2 separate regions of the Homo sapiens genome follow, and region 2 is linked to region 1. The links are chromatin loops, found by intact Hi-C in ENCODE. Cell type or tissue: endothelial cell of umbilical vein. All regions are shown on one strand. Each heading gives the region's core, and the rest is flanking DNA. Links, peaks and the distances in the headings are about the cores only. Region 1 overlaps CELF4 (CUGBP Elav-like family member 4). Region 2 overlaps KIAA1328.

What was found. A loop is a pair of places that touch in the nucleus more often than their neighbours do. Peaks named below come from ENCODE experiments on the same cell type or tissue, not always from the same donor. Only the 100,000 strongest peaks of a DNase experiment are listed, where the experiment ranks them.
Region 2: a loop joins it to region 1, with 24 times the contacts of the local background. A loop is called at or near these places in 14 of 110 quality-filtered maps.

The regions. Positions count from the first base shown.
Region 1 is chr18:37,533,083-37,542,839 of GRCh38, reverse strand. The region is part of intron 1 of CELF4 (CUGBP Elav-like family member 4); the gene reads left to right. Among named protein-coding and RNA genes, the nearest start is that of CELF4, 28 kb to the left of the region's middle. RefSeq lists enhancers at 2,040-2,334, 8,591-9,091. In endothelial cell of umbilical vein, for the core only: a CTCF peak has its summit at 4,770 (motif pointing right); a DNase peak (open chromatin) is centred at 4,799; H3K27me3 peaks cover 695 bases.
Region 2 is chr18:36,938,226-36,947,982 of GRCh38, reverse strand. The region is part of intron 5 of KIAA1328; the gene reads right to left. Among named protein-coding and RNA genes, the nearest start is that of KIAA1328, 110 kb to the right of the region's middle. RefSeq lists an enhancer at 1-56. In endothelial cell of umbilical vein, for the core only: a CTCF peak has its summit at 5,524; no DNase peak of the experiment used is centred there.

The DNA.
Region 1 (9,757 bases), core at 547-8,546:
AGCGTCTCCTAACCTGTAAGTCAAGAATAACAACACTGGCTTCATGAGTTATTATGGCAATTAAGTGAGAAAATGTAGAAACATCTAGAATAGTCTCATATAATGATAATAATCATAATCATAATAATAAGAGAGGAATTGTTAACATGTATTTATCATTTACCGTATCCCCAGCATGATGCCAAGTGCTCTAATGTGCTATCTCATTTAATGTTCCCAGTTTTCCTAGGAGAACATTTCAATTTCTGTTTTACAGACAAAGAAACAGAGGCACAGAGTTTAACTGCCCTAACTTCCCAGGGCACGGAGCAAGTAAGTGGCACAGCCAAGATGCCCAGCCATGCTCCCATGAGTCGTACGCTTGGGGAAGAGCGCCTGTGCCTATTGTGGTTAAGTACCCACATCCAGGGAGTAGAGGTCTTCATGACTGGGCTTCAGCCTTCCTAAGTGTAGATGCCACCATGGAAGATCAGAGCAGCCAGCTCGTGAAGTTCAGTGGGTGCACAGCGAGCACTCAATAACGAGTGTTTATTTATTGCTTCTGTTTACAGCTCTATTCCCAAAGTGAATTGTTTGTTTAAGTAAGGAGCATTTACCTTTATTACAGTCATTGGTAAATAAAATTATATTTGCATTTCCACAAATATGTATGAGTTTAATTAGTCTTGCAATTCGTACACAAGAGCCAGTCCAGGAAACACATTTATGAGCTCCCACTTCTACCCTAGGCAGAAGGCCTTCTCCCACAAACACCATCAGGATTGAATAATTCACTCATTCACAAACAGTTACTGATCACCCACTCTGTGCCACTGCTGGAGTCACAACGATGACCATGGCACAGAAACCTCTGGATCTCCTGGAGCTCACATTTTCATGAGGAAGTCAGATGATACATTAAAAATTAAAATTAAAAACCTGATCATAAGTGTTGTGCTGAGAATTAAAACATATGGATGAGGCATGACTGGGGCCGCTGTATACGTGTCAGTGGGGAGGGCTCCTCTGAGGAACTGACAGTGAAGCCAAGATCCAAACAACAAGCAGACATGGCGGGAGAAAGCACTTCCAGCAGAGAGAACAGCAGGTGCAAAGGCCCGGAGGCAGGAATGGGCTTTGTGTGTTCAAGAGACAGGAGGAAGAGCAGTGTGACAGGCGTGTCCTGGGGTAATGGGGAGAATTAGGTGGGAGGGGCTGGTGGGGGCAGGTTGTATCAGGCCTGGCAGGGGTGTCTGAATTGTTTTCTAAGGTTAGCAAGAAGTGTTGGAAGAGCCATGTTCCGATGTATGTTTCACAGAGATCTTTCGGCTGCTGTGTGGAGCCAGCTGCTATAGGAGAGCAGACACGGAGGGGGGCAGCCAGAGGAGCAATGGTGGGGCATGGATTAAGAAGGGCAGTGAAGGTGCGAGAAACAGACGGGGTCAGGATGTGTTTGGGAGATAGGGGTCCCAGGACTTGTTGGTGGATTGGGTGTGATGTGGGGAGAAAGAGAGGCGCCCAGGACGAATAGAGGCACTCAGTGCTGAGTGGGGCCGTTTACTGGGAAGGAACATGTTTTAGGGATGGATGATCAAAATTCTGATTTGGCCTTGCTGAGAGCGGGAGGCCTGTTAGATGTCCAAGGAGAGGCATTAGGAAGGCAGGTGGAATATGATCCTGGAGCTCAGAGTGGTGATCTGGGCTGGAGGTATAAATTTGAGAGGCATCAATATGTCATGGTATTTAAAGTCATTTATAATAGAACAAATTAAACAAGACTTCCTAGATGTGATTATTGTTCCTCCTCAGTGTGGACTGAGCATCAATTAGGTCACAGACTGTGTGATGCACACTATGAGGTCATGCATGCGTGAAGCCTAGAACAGAGGATGCTGGGAGTCCTCCTTCCCCATGCCCCCACTCCACCTCCAGGCAGGTGCTCACCCACACTGACACTGCCAGCCCTCACTTTGTCATTAATGAATGAGATAAAGGAAACTGTTCCTCCTGCCTCAAATTGTCCTGCACCATCTCACAGAACTTAGCCCAGCTCTGTCCCTCCCATGCTCCCACCTAAATCCCTCATGCTGTAGCTTCATTCCCTCCAGCCCTTGCCAGGGCCACTGCTGCTGCCCTTTCTTGGAGCATCTTTCCCAGGATGCCAAGGTTGCATTCCACGCAGCAGGGAGAGCGGGAACTGCTGTCCAGGGGTGAGTCAGCCAGATTCACAGTGGTGATGTAGGTCGCAGAGCTCCCTCCTCCCTGCCCCACTGCTGCGTCTGGAGCCTTCCCACCCAGCTTGCCCCACGATCTGTGTCCTTGTGGCCCACATATCCCGACCCAGCCACCCCCACCAGCCTGACCGTGCTGGCTCGTTTCTCTGAACCCCTAGAAGGGAAGAGCTCCTTGGGAACTTCTCTTTGGCCCCCAGAGCCATGACCAAATGCCTGAGGCAGACCGCTGGCCCGTTTTCCCTGTTTTAAAGTAAAAAAACAATAAAAGCAACACACAAAGAGAGACGCTGCTGTTTTACTTACAAATGAGAGATGTAATCATTCACCCAGGTACCTGGGAGGCTCTGGGCTGGGGCCAGGGAGCCAGTGGACGGGAGGACCCTAGGGCCACAGGCAACCTCTCCACATCCTCCTGGGTACCAGCAAGTGAGACAGGCACTTGGGTCCCCACCCCAAACTTCTCTCACAGGCACTCCAGAGCCAAGCCCTCCTTCCTTGTCACCTTGAGAGATACTCTGGGGTCTGAGCCCACAGTCAGGAGGGTGGTATTCAACTGCCCTGGTAAAGAATAATGGGGTGTCTGGCTGCAAGGCTAGGTGGAGACAGGGAGAGCTACGCACACATCAATGCATATGCACTGTTATAATTGGGTAGTTATTAATAAAGCTATGTCTATTGTCCAGCTCTCTAATGTGCCAGGCCTGCGCTGCACATGAGACCTGATCATCACCTCTCTCCATCCTCACAGCAAGCCCATGACAGCATGACCAATTTGGTAGCTAACAGCGGTGTGTGGCTATTTACATTTACATTTAAATTAACTTTATTCCAATGTAATTTAAAAATCCGTTTTTCAGTTTTACTAGCCACATGCCCAGGGTTCAACAGCCACAAGTAAAGAGGGGCTACAGTGGTAGGCAGTCTGTGCTGTCTACATAGCACATTTTCTGCATGCCAGAAAGTTCTATCAAACAGTGCGGAGAGCATTGCGTGTGCACTGACTAACAAGAGTGCATGAGTGAAGACACACACATGGGCATGTGTGACTGTCACTGGAATGTTCACACACGCACAGCACAAGGGACACAGCTGTGCATGTGTTTAGGCTGTGTGTCTGTGTGTGCACGTGCACGCGTGTGTGTGTGTGTGTGTGTTTGTGTGTGTGTGTGTGTGTGTGTCTTAGAGGTGCCCAGCCCTTGTCCACCACCCCAGGCATCCTGTTGCCTGAAGGAATGTCAGGAACAAGAGCTCTGGAATCAAACTGTCTGGCTTGGAATGTGGGCTCTCCCACTCTCTAACTGGGTGACCTTAGGCAAGTGGCTTAACTTCTCTGTGCTTCAGCTTTCTCTTTATAAAATAAAGATAATAACAGAGCCATTGTTGAGGGTTATTAGAAGCATTACATGAGATAATATGTGCAAAGCTCTCGGAGAGGCTCCCAGCACACTGTGAGCTATTAATAAACATTAGCTGTTACTGTCGTTTCCAAGAGGCAGTGTGTTTGCTGCGCAGGAGCAGCCTTGGAGAAGAGTCTGTCATGTCGGGGAGGGCGTTGAGAACCCTGATGAGACCGAGGATTGCTTCATTCTCAAGCCTGCCACTGCTTCCTGAGAGCAGCAGGGTGGGGCAGGGAGGGAGCTGCTGGGAGCAGCAGGGGTCCCCACCGGCCAGGGAAGGAGACTCCGCAGAGAGGGGTGCTGGGGTGAGGAGGTGCCAGGAGGGGAGGCACACGGGAGGTGACGGGAGGAACGGAGCAGGAGTCCCGCCTTAGCATGTTGTTTACAGCCTGGATCTTCCAGTCGGGCTCTGGGAAATGTGCTGCTGAGTGAGGGAGAGAGAACCCCGTAAGTAACTGCTCCACAATGTCAGAATTGCTTTCTATATTCGCTAAAGCACCAGGCCAGCTATTCCCTCACACTGCCCTCTAGGATCTAAAGTCTCACCTGGGAATGAGACCAACCCACAAGCGACAATTGGAATGAAAAAGAATCAGAGCAGAGGAGGCACCTGAGGGAATCACTAGTCCCAGGCAGCCATTTTAACACAAATCAATTCAACAGGTATTTGCTGAGTGAGTGCCTGCTCTGGGTAAAGACAGCGTTGTGGGTGCTTGGGGGATTCAGAAAAGCAAAAAGGGAGGAAGGAGCCTCTGCCCTGAAGGAGTCGAGAGCCAGAGAGAGAGGCTCCAGGCCTCAGCAGCCAAAGGTAAGACGGCTCGGGAGAGGATTACACACAGGAACTGGCATTTGTAATGGACTTTGAAGATGGGTGATACCTTTCAGAGAGCAAAACAAGGTCCAGAGAGGTTGGACAGCTTGCCCAGGGCTACACAGCCAGTGAAGAATCGAGCCAGGTGTGAGGTCTTTCTTCCATGGAGAGACAAGGAAAAAGGAATGCATCCCTAGGCACACAGTACAGAGAGCAGGGCCTCAGAGGTGCACACAGGAGAGACCAGGGCCATCCCCTGGGATGAGGAGGCCGCCCTCCCACCCCGCCATCCCTCTGGCCTCCCGGAAGGTCCGCCCGATGCGGCGAGAGGCCGCCTGTGTTTTCAGACGTGGCCAGCAGAGGGCACCAGGACTACTGCACAACCCGGACCAAGGAGCCGGCCGCCTCCAGAGCTGGATTCAGCGCCTGGGACTCTCCGGGGCACAGGGCACAAATGTCTGTGCCCCAATCACACAGCCCCGTGGGGTGAGCCCATGATGGGACACCAGGTCGGGGAGTCACGTCCGCGGCTTCCATGTGGAGGGTAGGGCTCCAAGGAGGCAGGCCTGGTTGGACGAGAGAAATCCCAAGACCCTCCCAGATCAGGTGGGCACCTCAGGTTGAATAAAAAAGTTTTCTCCCAGGAGGAGCTTGTGTCTGGCGGACATAAAATGAGTGTATTTTCTTTAGTTTACTTTCAGAGAAAGCAAAGGGAGGGGTGTCTCCATCTGTCACCACCTCCGGGGCTCATCCCTGAACCCCTACAGCGAAGCAAGGAAATAAAATAAACAGCCCCTGTCAGGCTCACATGTGGAGTTGGGGTGGAGACAGCAGCCTGAAATGGTCCCCGAAGACCTGTAATTTTCATGTCCTTTTGCAGAGGCATGACAGAGGAACCATGTCCTTTTACAGAGACCCGACCGGGAACTGGCCTCCCTGCCTTAATCATAAAGGCCATTTGAAGTTAGCACTCAGGTTGCCCTTTTGCAGAAAGACACCCCCAAGGACTTGCTGGGAACTCTTTCTCTTGGATAGAGAGCACCATTCTCCTCCGAGAATGCCAGGCTCTCAGCGTGTACACAGGGCCCCTTCAGTCCAGCCTGGGTGCGATTTCCCAAACTCCAAAGGAATTGGGTCCAAATTCGATTTTTCTTCTTCCTGCTCTGAGAACCAGCCTATGTTTGGTTTGGGCAGTGACAGTTTGGAGATTCAAATGAAAGTCATGATCAAGGTGGTGATAACTGAGTGCACAGCAGAAAATGTAAGGGGAGAAGACAAATACAAGAGGAGGAGGCAAATGCCAGGGACAAAGAGGCGAGGGCACAGAAGAAAGCCCAGGTAAGGGCTGAGTGGCCAGAAGGGTCGGGAAAGCCAGGCTGAGGATGGGTGACCTATGACACCCGCCAGTCGTGCTGTGGGACAGTCCCAGGGAATGTGCTACATCAGATCACATCTGTCCTTGGCTTTATGTGTAGGAATCTTGTGAAGTGAGTCAGCCAGCACCCCCTGGCAAGGTGGGGCATCTCCTCTCTCCCTTCGCAGAGCACAGCTCACATCACTGGGAGGTGTCCTCCAAGCCTCCCTCCAGGCCTGGGAGCTTTATGTGAGCGTGTGAAAGCCTGGGCCGCCTGCACACGAGCCTGTGGCTTTGGGAGATGGGGGTGATGGTGATGGCGGAGTGTGGGAGGGAGCAAGTGCAAGATGTGCGGGGACTTGCTGCCTGGGGACTGGGGCCAGGGCTCCTCCTGTCTCACAGTGCCATCTCAGGTGGGCCACCACCTCCCCCACTCCCTATCTGCATCTGTAAAATGCAAATAGCAATCTCTGCCTCACCCATCCCACACAGATGTTGTGATGCTCAGATTAGGCAAAAACGTGGAGAAAAGGCGCTAGCGAGCAGCACACAGGTGCCCTGCATAGACCTGTAGCTGGGGACCCCTTGCCGAGGGCTGAGAAGATGGCTGTTGCTCAGGAAGTTCCCTTTTAGGAGGGAGTGGGGGAGACAGGAAAGTACAAAGAAGAGAGTCAGACTCTAGAGAAGAAAGAGTTTCCAGTCCTTCAGGTTCCAATGCACCATTCGCCCTAACACCTGTCCCTTGGGACTCTGAAGACCACAAGCCTTACCCCACAACCATTCTGGCCTGTGCAGTTCTCAGCTTTCCCTGGAAAAGCCTGTTTGCCACCCCACCCCTCCCATCACCCCTCCAGGGAGTATCCTCCCACCTCCCCTCATTGCTCCAAACAGCTGTGATTCAGAGAGCGTCATTTCCAGGGAAACCAACAACAACAAAAAAATGTCCAGGCGTCAGGGGAAATTTCAACCACAATGCAAGTGGTTCCAGAGGAGCATTGATGACACCCAGGATGCAACTTGGGCTCCCAGCACTGTCAGCACCATCCTCAGAGGAAGAGACATAAACAGGACATATGTGCAGGGGCGTGGGGAGGGAGATGGATGTTCCCCAAAAACAGGAATTAAAGTTTTCAATAACATTTGTTGTTCAGCCACAAGGCCCTCGAGACTAGAGGAACCCAAAAAGAGACCAGGAAAGGTTAGCAAGGTCCTTTTTACCAGGAAGTGAATCGTGTTCTCTCTCGCTGCGTGGCCAGTGTGGATCCAAGTAGGGATCTCCACACTGTGATGGCAGGGCTCACCTGAGCATGCTCCTCTGTGGCCTGGCCTCCTGGTGGCCGCCCCTTTCCCCAGGGGTGCTCAGGGCTGGCTTGAATCCCGTGTTCAGAACGTGGCTGCTTACTATCCCTTCGGAGCTCACAGTACATATAAACGCTCTTAAGTAATACACGTGTATTACCTAACGGCCCACATGTGCACACAGGGGAGCGTGTACCATGTCAAGTGATGGGTTACGTGAACTCTTCCTGCTACTCTCATGATCACTGTAGACTAATATGATAAAGGTGGCTCCTGAATTTTGCCATATAGATCTCAGAGTTGTGTGGGGACTGGGAGCTGCTCGGAAAGTCTGCAACTTCGGATCCCTGGGCCACTGCTCTTTGAAACAGGAGCAATTGTCTTCAGAATTTGTTCCGTACAATGAATTCAGTCTTATTTTAACATTTTGAAAAGACTGACTAGGAAAAACAACAAAAAGACAATAAATAACGCCAATAAGGTATGTACTGTCATGTAGATTTTAATCTAAAGAGTCAGATTCCACCTGGTCCAAATCATACAGAGGCATTATTTTTAATTCCAGAATCACCAATTAGCTAATCCTCCATAGTCAGGGAGGATTTCCAGCATGGTGTTCTATTGTTGGAGAAGACCTGGGTGCAGGGAGGCCCACCTCCCATCCGAGGCCACACGGCAGCCAGGTGCCTAGGACTAGCCATGCCTTCAGACAGCTTCAAGGGTGAGGAAATGAGTACAGAGGACAGCTTTCCGTCAGCCTGCCATGTAGACATCGCAAGCCTTTGGGACATGGCACCTCAGTTTCTCTTGCTTCTACTGGCAGCATCAGGGTTCCACGACCTGGAACAGTGCTGTGCAGCCCCAGCCCCTGCTCGCTTTCAGAAGGGGTTCTGTAAACACCCGGCTCTGTGAGGCATGTCACCTCTTCTCTAAGGCTGAAACCGACCAGACAATAGGCCAGAGCAGGAAGTGTCTGCATTCATACCCAGTCCTCTGCCTTCCCTCCCTTCTCTTCCCCTCCCTCTCTTCCCCTCTGGCCCTGGGGATGTATTTTGCATCCTTTAAATGATCTTGTTTATTCTATGTGTCGGAATATAGTTATCTGAATATTAATTATGGCTTTAGTGAAGTTCGTCGGTTGAATGCAGGAATTGAGAATTCCTCCTTCACTTTTAGCCACCTGCTTTGATTTCTCTGTTTATCTGCTTGACTGAGCTGAAATCAGTTTCTGTAAGTGAAAGTCGGCTGCTTGGAGCAGATGTTAATGCTCAGAAATAGTGTACGGTCTGCTATTAGCATAAGTAGCATGATGCTAATAAATAGAGGTGTGCAGGGCTAGTGCAGTGGTGCCGGTGGGGACCGAGGGACAGCGGCCTGCCCAGTGACAGAGCCCATGCCCCACCCAGAGGAAGAGGGAGAGCCCCAGCCTGGGTGCTGGACACCTTCTGCCCAAGCCAGCCCTGCCCTTCCCCCTCCCCAGCACCCAGTATGCAGCCAGCTAGGGGCCGATGATTAATGACGGCGAGGACTGTAACCAAATTGTAGTGCCATTAGCACCAAGTCACAACTGACAACTAGATACATCATCTCTGAGGTTTCTATCCAGCTAACTAATTTAACTATGTGAATACGGGAAACGCCGCTCTGATGCCATAAGGCAAATATTGCCAATACCCAGGAGCCTGTCAGTAAGGAATGAGAGACGGGGAATCCATCGGGGCCCAGCGGCCAGGTCCACAGTCCTGGCTGGGTCAGCAGATCTGTCTTCACAGCATTTGCGCTTCAAGGCTCTGGAATAACTCCACCATACACCACAAGGAGCCAGGATCCAATAATCCGCCGAACCAAGCCCCCGACTCCAGGACCACCCCACTGCTTTCCCCTGACGTGGAGATGACAAGGTTTCCTTCCAAGTCAGAGAAGGACAGATTTGGTCACGGCAATGCCTTTCTCCCCATCCCCCGAATTTCTCCCCATCTCTGCAGCTCCCCACTTTCTCCAGGAGAGGGACATGCAGGAGCTCTGATGATATACAGGTGGGCCTCCATTCTCACAGTAGCTGCTCCCGAAATAGTGAATGCAAATTGTTATTATCTTCTTTTTTGTCATTTTACAATGAATCTTATTTGAAATGTGCTGTGTTTGCTCACCAGAAGAGCCTTATAAGGGATCCTTTTAGAAATAAAAGAATCCTTCTGCCATGTGAATAGTTGCCCTTTAATTCATCTGCTTTATGAGCTTGGGGGCTCCACATGGCCATGTTCTTAAGCCAGCCCCTGAATTACCAGGTGATTTATTCTCTGAATCAGAAGGGCCCCCACTCAAATCACCCCCCTGCTGTATGGGCCAATTGCTGGGGAGGTTGAGGGGCCAAGACATTGACTCCATGTTAGAAACTCCGGATTCCCAAATTTCTCACCTGCCGTAGTGGAGGCAAAAGAGAGTCTAATAGGTTCTGTGTGGCTCAGCAAATCCAGTCTCCTCTCTGGGGTTCCCTACTCACACTCAGGGAAATGAGGACAAGCTCGTGGGATAATGTCTGTGAACCAAGACAGGAAAACTCAAAGCTCTCCAGCAATGGAAGGAGACATTCGTGCGTAAGCAGCCGTGTACCCGCAGCCACGTGCCTGGCTGAAACTCAAGGGCATGGTATCTGGAGTGGCTGGGCCAGCTTGCTGGAAGG
Region 2 (9,757 bases), core at 1,055-9,054, 600 kb after region 1:
TTTGGAATTCAGGCACAATTGACCAACATTAACATTAAAACAGAGATCTTAAGACTGGCAAAGCAGTCTCTCTGCAGCAATGAGATATCAAATTCCAACCTGACTCTAGTATAGAGTCAAGTATATGATAGATACCAGGCCCTGAAAAAAATCAAAGTGTTTTACCCCAAAATATATTTCTTTGACATATTTTGAAATGGTCCTGCAAAGCTATCTCTTGTGGGGAAAATCTACATTATGTTGAGAATCCTCCTCCCTTTCCAGTTCTTCTGTTCCTGAAGAGATTAGCTGCCAGTCTAGCACCTTTGAAACATTTGAACAGAAAACACTTGCCATCAATTGCCTCTAAGGGTGGCCACCTATGAGGCATAATAAAAACCTGCAAAAAACCTTGGTCTCCACAACCCCTTATCTTTACCCAGACACTCCTTTCTATTGATTCCTGGTCTTTAGATAATAACTTAACTCTTTTGACCAACTCCCAATCAGAAAATCCGTGAATCCACCTATGACCTAAAAGCCCGAGTTGTCCCACCTTTCCAGACTGAATCAATGTACACTTTACATGTATTGATTTATGTCTGCCAGTAACTTGTCCCCCTAAAATGTATAAAATCAAGCTGTCACCCAATCACATTGGGCACAGGTTCTCAGGACATCCTGGGGCTGTGTCACAGGCCTTGGTCACCCATATTTGGCACATAATAAGCCTCCTTAAATGTTTTACAGAGTTTGACTCTTTTTATCAACATTCCTATATTTGTCTCCTTGAACTATTTTATCTTACCATGTAATACAATTCATTTCTGGTTTTTTTAGGAGACGGAGTCTTGCTCTGTCGCCCAGGCTGGAGTGCAGTGGCGTGATCTCGGCTCACTGCAACCTCCACCTCCCAAGTTCAAGCGATTCTCCTGCTTCAGCCTCCCGAGTAGCTGGGATTACAGGAGCCTAACAATTCATTTCTTAGTGGAAATGTAAACCGAGTTTAAGTGGTCCCTCAATCTTCTTTCTCCCACACGAAGCAATCCAGTGACATCAAGTGTTCCTCATATACAGTATTTCATCTTCCAGTGCTATCATTTTTATGCTTGTCATCTCTCCCTTCTTCAGAGATTTCATCAGAGTTCTCTTTTAAGAATAAGATACTATCATCACCTATTTCACAATTAAGCACCTATCACCAGGAACGGATGCCTGAACCACAGTATCTTTGAATAGCTCAGTATAACCTCTACTTGAAGGTGAGGGACTAACATTATATTTAATTTAAAGAGATTATATTTAATTCTTATTAAAAGAAAAAACCCATTATGTACTATTATTAATCTCATTTTACAAATAAATCTGCAGCACAGAATGGTTAATAACTTATCCAAGGATAACCTAGCAGTGAGCTGAGATTTAGAATAAAGTCTTAGAACCACTAGAGCAGCATTCCTTAAAATGTAATGTACAAAAGAATTACCTGTGGGTCTTGTTGGAAAGCAAATTCTGATCCAGTAGATCTGAGGTAGGGTCTAACAAGCTTCTGAGTAATGCTGATGTTGCTGGTCCAGGGAACATACTTACGGTATGCGTATCAATCATCTCTAAGAACCCTCTTTCACACCAGTGAGAGGAGGCCCATCCTTCTCCTTTATGTTGAAATGTAATACATTATTGGACTCCTTTGCTTCCTCCCTTTAAGTCATTCTTGGTATGTCTTTCTGTGTTTATTTTATCTGTTTTGGTCAACTGTTTTTGTTTTGGAAGGAAGCATATAGAAAGTAAAATAAGAGATGTAAAATAATCCACTTTCTTCTTTAAAAGGAAGCAGCATTCTGAATTTTTAGGGCAGTGTAACATTTCTATTTTGGCTAACTACTGAAGTATAGGTTGAATATCCCTAATCTGAAATCCAAAATTAGAAATACTCCAAACTCTGAAATGTTTTGGGCATGAACATAATGTCCAGAAGAAATGCTCATTGCAGCATTTTGGATTTCCGGATTAGGGATGTTCAACTGGTAAGTATATTGCAAATACCGCAAGATCTAAAAAAATCCAAAATCTGAAACACTTCTGGCCTCAAGAATTTTGGATACAGGATATTCAACATGTAATAACAATTAGCAAATACTACCTGTAGTGCTTAAGAATTTATACTGGGGGAAGAGTCCATGAGAAGGAAACAACCACACCCTCTCTCTTCTATTTCCAAAAAGATACTCATCTTCTATATCACCCACCCACACTTTTAAGCATAAGTTTACAGTATCATTTCTAAATTCAGTTTAACATTGCTAGACCATTAGCTATGGCCTTGGGGAACAGCATTCTCACCAGAGTTGCAAGTACTCTGTAATGTAGTATGAAAATATCACCCAGTATTAATAATTCTAAGTGAAAATCAAACACATTCAATAAAACTGTATTAACTGAAGTGAAAAAGGAGAGTTCTTATACAATGGAATCACAGTTATCATCTTAAGGTTAAAATTTTAAAAGTAGTAGGAATATTTCATTACTTGTCTCTTTGAAAATGACTGAGGCTATTGATCACACATGTAAATTACTGCTCAGAGAAAAATTAAGTAACTTCGTGGGGGGGGCGGTTATTGTCTAAACTCAGCAAATGCCACAAAGACTAAGGCAAAAAAAATTTTATGAACAACTTTACTTCAATGGTTCTTAATATAATTAAGCTTATGTGGACTGTTCAGCAGAATGATTCTGAAACACTGGTAAAGAACCAGATTTTTTGTTTTACCCTCCATTCAAGAAATGTTATAGAGGAATAGCCCAAAAATACTCAAAGACAAAAGTTTCACAATATCACTAAAATCAAGGGGCTAGGTTTTACTTTACTATTTTAATACTATGAATACTACATAAGTTAGCCCATAAACATTTAAAAGAACAATCCCTGAGCCAAAAGCTTTTTGCTACTGTCCATAAGCATTCATGTTTATCTTAAGAAAAGCCTTTCTCAAACAAAGCTTTCTTCTTAAGCTGCCAACATCTCTCCCTCTTCCTCATTATTACCAAAGTTCTCAAAAAATTAATCTATATTCACAGTCTCTGTTTCCTCAGTTCCAGTTTACTTTTTGGCCCTATATGTTTTCCATCACTCACTCTATTTAAACTGGATTCTTGACAAGTATTCTTTAATCTATTAATTGTTAAATGTAACAACCTGATTTGGGGTTTTATCCTCTTTGCTGGTCACTTCCTTCTTCAACAGATCTCCTCTCCTGGTTTCGCAGTTACTGGTTCATTCTGTTTCTTCCTTACTGATTGCTCCTTAAATCTCTTTCACTGATATCCTTTTCTTTACCCATCATTAAATGGACATACTCCCTAAGATAATGTCCAAGAACCTACTCTGTTTGTGCTACTTCCCCATGACCTTGTATTTTTTTTTTGAGACAGAGTCTCACTCTGTTGCCTAGGCTGGAATGCAGTGGCGTGATCCCAGCTCACTGCAAGCTCCGCCTCCCGGGTTCACGCCATTCTCCTGCCTCAGCCTCCTGAGTAGCTGGGAACAGAGGCGCCCGCCACCATGCCTGGCTAATATTTTTGTGTTTTTAGTAGAGATGGGGTTTCACCGTGTTAGCCAGGATGGTCTCGATCTCCTGATCTTGTGATCCGCCCGCCTTGTCCTCCTAAAGTGCTGGGATTACAGGTGTGAGCCACCGCGCCTGGCCCCCATGACCTTATATTCTACCACAGCTTCAAATTCAATACAGAGGCTGGAGATCCCCAAATTTCTACTTCTTAGCTATTCAAGAAAAACAGTATGACATGAGGTTCTACAGCAGTCCCATTTTACAAACATGATTATTATCCAGTAGAGTATGCACACATATTTGGTACTATATAGTTTATGAAGTGTAGGTAAGACAATTGATAAACATCCAATTCTTCCAATCATTTTCAGTATTTTCAAATCATAATGTTGAATTTTTACACTTAAATAACAAGAGTTAATGCTCCAAGAAAGTTTATCGTCCTACTACTGTTTACAGCATCATGATAATAGTGTTAAATGATGTCACTTTTTAACAGGAAAGTGCTAATACATACCAGTTACATTTTAAGGAAACATGAAATTTACTTTACCAGAGAATAATATCTCATGATTAGTTCCTGATTTGATTACTCTTTGAAGTGAATCCAAAATGGCATATGGTATAATACAAATGAATTAAGTTAGGATAACCTATATATAATAAAAGAGAAACCACACTGAATAAAGTTAAGGACTATGTTATCCATCAAAACAAAATTTCTTCTTTTTCTCCAACTGGCATCAATTAAATCACAGTATTATTCAGTTTTCCAACACCCAAATGACTTGTTTTCTAGTTCTATCTATACCACCTGTGCAAAAATTGTTCAAAAATAACTTAAAAGCAATGAACAATGCTAAATAACTCCCCACTCTGGTTAAAAACACTGATATGATCTATTTATATTAATCAAATAAAGATTACAGGTATTGCAAGACTACTGGACTTAACATTATCAGTGATGAAGCAGTTTATCTTTATCTGGCCCCTAGTTCAGATAATGGCTCTGAAATATATAAACCATGTAGAATGACAGACTGTGTTTTAAGACACACAGATCACCACTTGGGCATCAGCAGGTATCAATGCTGAGCAAGTCAACACATCAGCTAAGAAAGGTTCTATAATGAAAGTAGTTGTACACTTAAATAAAATACTACAAACAAAATTTTTGTTCCTTTATAAAAGGCAAATCTATCCTTTCATAATAAATATGCATACAAAGTTGGATTACAGCAATCATTATAGCAAGGGTTAGGTACTATTTATAATATATGACATTCCCTTTCAATATACATGCCCCAAACAAACAAGGAAGGCACTCTGCCCAGGTACATTGTTAGCTCCTTCAGTGCACACCAAGTGTTTTACATAAAGATGTCTGATGGGCCCTGATTCCTATACCCAGGGAGCAGTCTGCATAACACTGTAACAAATTCTAATAAGGCTAAGGGAATTAAATTTGCTTTGGCATCATTTCTAGGGCTGATTCCTGGAATAAAATTTGGGAATGTTCTGTCTCTATGAATTGGTAGAGAAATTTTAAATTAACATATGTGTCGATCAAGTCACCTGTTAAATCTCCCTTTTATTAAGCAGTAAGAGTCACAATAATATAGCTAAAAACATTCGCTCCCCAGTATACAGACATAATGTCTCAGCTATATGATGGCTAATTTCTACCATACACAAGAGATCAATTAAAAGTGAAATGCAAGGTCTAGTGGGTGGCACAAGACTAAGCCACAGAAAGGGTTACTCCTATTAAAAATTAATCTGGATTTTGTTTTCTCATTAAAAAATACATTCAGATTATAAAATGAAAACAAAAGCAACACTGCACAATTTAGCTGTCTTTTTCTACCAAATTGCTTATAACTGTAACTATAAAATGATAATTTACCATACGTATAGCTGCAAAACTAAGAAAAGCACTCGTCAGTGGTGCTGCGATTTGTGAACCTACTACTCCCCCTACTGCCTGTGGAACTGAATTGCAGTAAAATTAAAGGTTTGTTCTATGTCTCTAACAAAGCGTGAAATTTCATATACAGTCAGTTCTGCTACACCACTTGTTCAGAAAACCAAAATTCGTTCCTGTGCATTTGATGTATTTGGAAGCAATTTGAGCATAACGTGAATATCACTGTGAGAAACACCAGGTGCAGGCAGAAAACTACATCTAGCTGACCAAGCCCAGTAGAAATATTTAAAATATGCGCCAACAGGCCTCACATCTTAAATATCTTCCAGCTATTTCAGTTCCCTTTGTGTTATAAGCCATACCTACTAATAGATGGTGTTACAACTTTATATCCCACTTCAGCAACCTTCCCTATACCATTTTACAATAACTCAGAAGCTGCAACCCTTTCAATATTAACTTCCACAAGCATACTTCAGTTTTTTCAAGGCAAAGTACCATATTTATTGTAGTATTTATGAATTTCTTTATAACATAATGCATGTACAACTGTTCTATCATTTTTATTAGGTTCTTTTTTTTCTTAATGTTTCACTAAACAATTTCTTTTTATTGTTGTACTTCTAAACCTATTTTTCCCATAAGCTTCCTGGGGTCTTTAGTAATGATTCTGCATGGTATGGTGATTTTTAGAAATGCAAATGTCTCCTTATAGCAGAACTGACCATACAGTAGTAAAATGTAAATGCCTCTTCTATATTTGTGAATAGGGTAAGAGTAATTATGAATAAATATCAAAATTTTATAATTTTAAAAAATGTGTTTTATATGTCTATTTCCATGAGAGTATTACTGACTTTTTCTATCTCATTTAATTAATTAATATTTATATACATGTTTATTTATTTTGAGATGGAGTCTTGCTCTGTCTGTCGCCCAGGCTAGAGTGCAGTGGCGCAGTCTCAGCTCACTGCAACCTCCGCCTCCTGGGTTCAAGTGATTCTCCTGCCTCAGCCTCCCGAGTAGCTGGGATTGCAGGCATCCACCACCAGGCCTGGCTGGTTTTTGTATTTTAGGTTGAGATAGGGTTTTACCACGTTGGCCACGCTAGTCTCGAACTCCTGATCTCAAGTCGGCAGTCCACCTCAACCTCCTAAAGTGCTGGGATTACAGGCATGAGCCACCACACCTGGCCTCTATCTCCTTTTAAAAAGGCTAGAAAGGCTCTCTCTCTCCTCAGGTACAGAGCTTTATAAGAATTCAGGAGAAAAAAATTATACATGTATGTGTGGGTATACATATTTTTAAATATGTTAAAGTATATATATTGAAATCTGTCCCTTTTGCTATTCAAACTATTAATCATACCAAACGGTTTGTGTCCCTGCTCTAATTTGACAACCAAGATCTTTCCAGAAGCCTGAGGTGAGTAAACGTCCAACTGACTCAAAAAATGGGATGATTCCTTATTTCGCGTTCACTTATCATTCAAAATCTGAATTGGTCAAAAGTCGCATAAGAAAAATGAGCACTCGGCTGTGCATGGTGGCTCATGCCTATAATTCCAGCACTTTGGGAGGCCGAGGCGGGTGGATCACAAGGTCAAGAGATCGAGACCATCCTGGCTAACATGGTGAAACCCCATCTCTACTAAAAATACAAAAATTAGCTGGTCGTGGTGGCATGTGCCTATAATCCCAGCTACTCAGGAGGCTGAGGCAGGATAATCGCTTGAACCCGGGAGGCAGAGGTTGCAGTGAGCCGAGTTCGCACCACTGCACTCCAGCCTGGTGACAGAGCGAGACTCCGTCTCAAAAAAAAAAAAAAAAAAAAGTAAAATGAGCACTCTATTTACCAATGATGAATGCAGCTTATTATAGGCTTTTCAGTCTTCTGAAAAATACAGGCATTACATTCATATAAAAGGGAAGTCAGGATAAAACTTCAAGAATTCATAGCCTTTCACTTAGTTAATAGTCTTACATCAAATGCTTCACAACTACAGCAAGCTTTGTCAACGGCATACCTTTCTTATCAAAGTACACTTCATGAATAGTTGTCTACACTGGGTTTAACCTTTCTATATAATCAACCTGCCATAAAAAGAGAAAAACTTACTGTCAGGAAGGAAGTCTAAGTGTGGTCCAGGGACAGCAGCACTGGTATCATCTGGGAACTTCTAAGACATGCAAAATCCTGAGCCGCACTCTAGATGTGGATTCGATTCTGCATTTTATCAAGCTGCTCAGGTGATTAACGTGTACCTTATAGCCTGAGGAGCACTGGTTAACAAGCACTGTCTAAACCACTATGACAAAATTCTAGGTTCCATTTCTGCCCATCTTGCACTTCTGAAGTCAAGAAAAGCAGCTTTTCTGTCTCCAAAGTCATATCTTTTTATAAGAAATTAACTGGAATGTTCATTTTTTAAAATGTGCCATTTTATCAGTCTTTCCCACCTTGTTAGAATACAGTGTCTTTGGACACAATGGATAAAAAAATTCAACTATTTCTCTTTCAAAAGATATCTGAGATAAAATTGACTAAATATGTCTAAATGTTAATTCCTAAAAAGACATATATAAAAGAATATATAAAATAGATATTTTTTCATATATACATGTAAAACAGCAGACATTTGTTCAATAAAAACCGTGGTGATCATCTCAATAGATGTAGAAAAGGCATTTGACAATATTCAACATCCTTTCATAGTAAAAACTCTCAACAAATTAGGCACAGAAAACATGTACCTCAACACAATAAAGGTCATATATGAAAAGCCCACAGCTGACATTATACTCAATGGTGAAAAGTTAAATGCTTTTCCTCTAGGATCAGAAACAAGAAAAAGATTACCACTACACCACTTTTATTCAACGTAGTGCTGGAAGTTATAGCCAGAGCAATTAGACAAGAAAAAAAAGTAAAAGGCATCCAAATAGAAAAGGAAGAAGTGAAATTTTTTGTTTGCTGATGATATGACCTTATATTTAGAAAACCCTTAGAACTCCACCAAAAAAAATTTAGAGCTGATAAATGAATTCAGTCAAATTGCAGAACCCAAAACCAATACACAAAAATCAGTAACACTTCTTTACACTGACAACAAACTATCCGAAAAAGAAAATAAGAAACCAGTCTTATTCACAATAGCATAAAAAATAAAAAATAAAATACTTAGGAATAAATTTAACCAAGAAGGTGAAATATCTGTTATACCAAAAATTATAAAACATTGAGGAAATTGCCGATGACACAAATAAGTGGAAAGGTATCCCATGTTCATGGATTAGAATTAATATTGTTAAAATGTTCATACTACCCAAAGTGATCAACACATTCAGTGCCATTTTTATCAAAATTCCAAGTCATTTTTCCGAAAAACAGAAAAATAGGAAAAACAACACCCCAAATCTGTACTACAAAAGACCCCAAATAACCACAGTAAGTTTTGAGCAACAAGAACAAAGCTGGAGGCATAACACTGTATGACTTCGAATCTATTACAAAGCAAGAGTAATCAAAACAGCACGGTACTGGCATAAAAACAAAAACAAACACATTAACCAATGGAATAGGATAGAAAACCCAAAAAATAAACCCACGCATTTATGGTCAACTGATTTTCAGCAAAGGTGCCAAGAATACGCTATGATGAAAACAGAGTCTCTTCGATAAATGGTATTGGGAATACTGGATATCCACATGCAGAAGAATGACACTAGACCCACTATCTCTCACCATATACAAAGATCAAATTAAAATGGATTAAAGACTTAAATGTACATCCTAAAACTACAGAACTACTAGAAGAAAACATAGAGGAAATTCTCTGTTGGTCAGGACAGTGAATTCCTGGATTTGACATCAAAAGAACAGGCAACGAAAGTAAAGATAGACAAATGGGATTACATCAAAGCTTCTGCACAGGAAAGGAAACAACAGAGTAATGAGACTATCCACAGACTGGGAGAAAATAGTTGTAAACCATACATCTGATAAGAGGCAAATATCCAGAAAATAGAAGGTACTCAAACAACTCAATAGCAAGCAAACAACTCAATCAAAATATGGGCAAAGGACCTAAATAGACTTTTCTCAAAAGAAGACCTACAGATGGCCAAGAGATAAATGACAAAATGCTCATCATCACTAATCATCAGGGAAATGCAAATTAAAATAACAATAAGGTATTGCCTCGTTCCCCTCAGAATGGCTATTACCAAAAAGATGAAAGATAACAAGTGCTGGTGAGGATATAGAGAAAAGGGATCCTGTG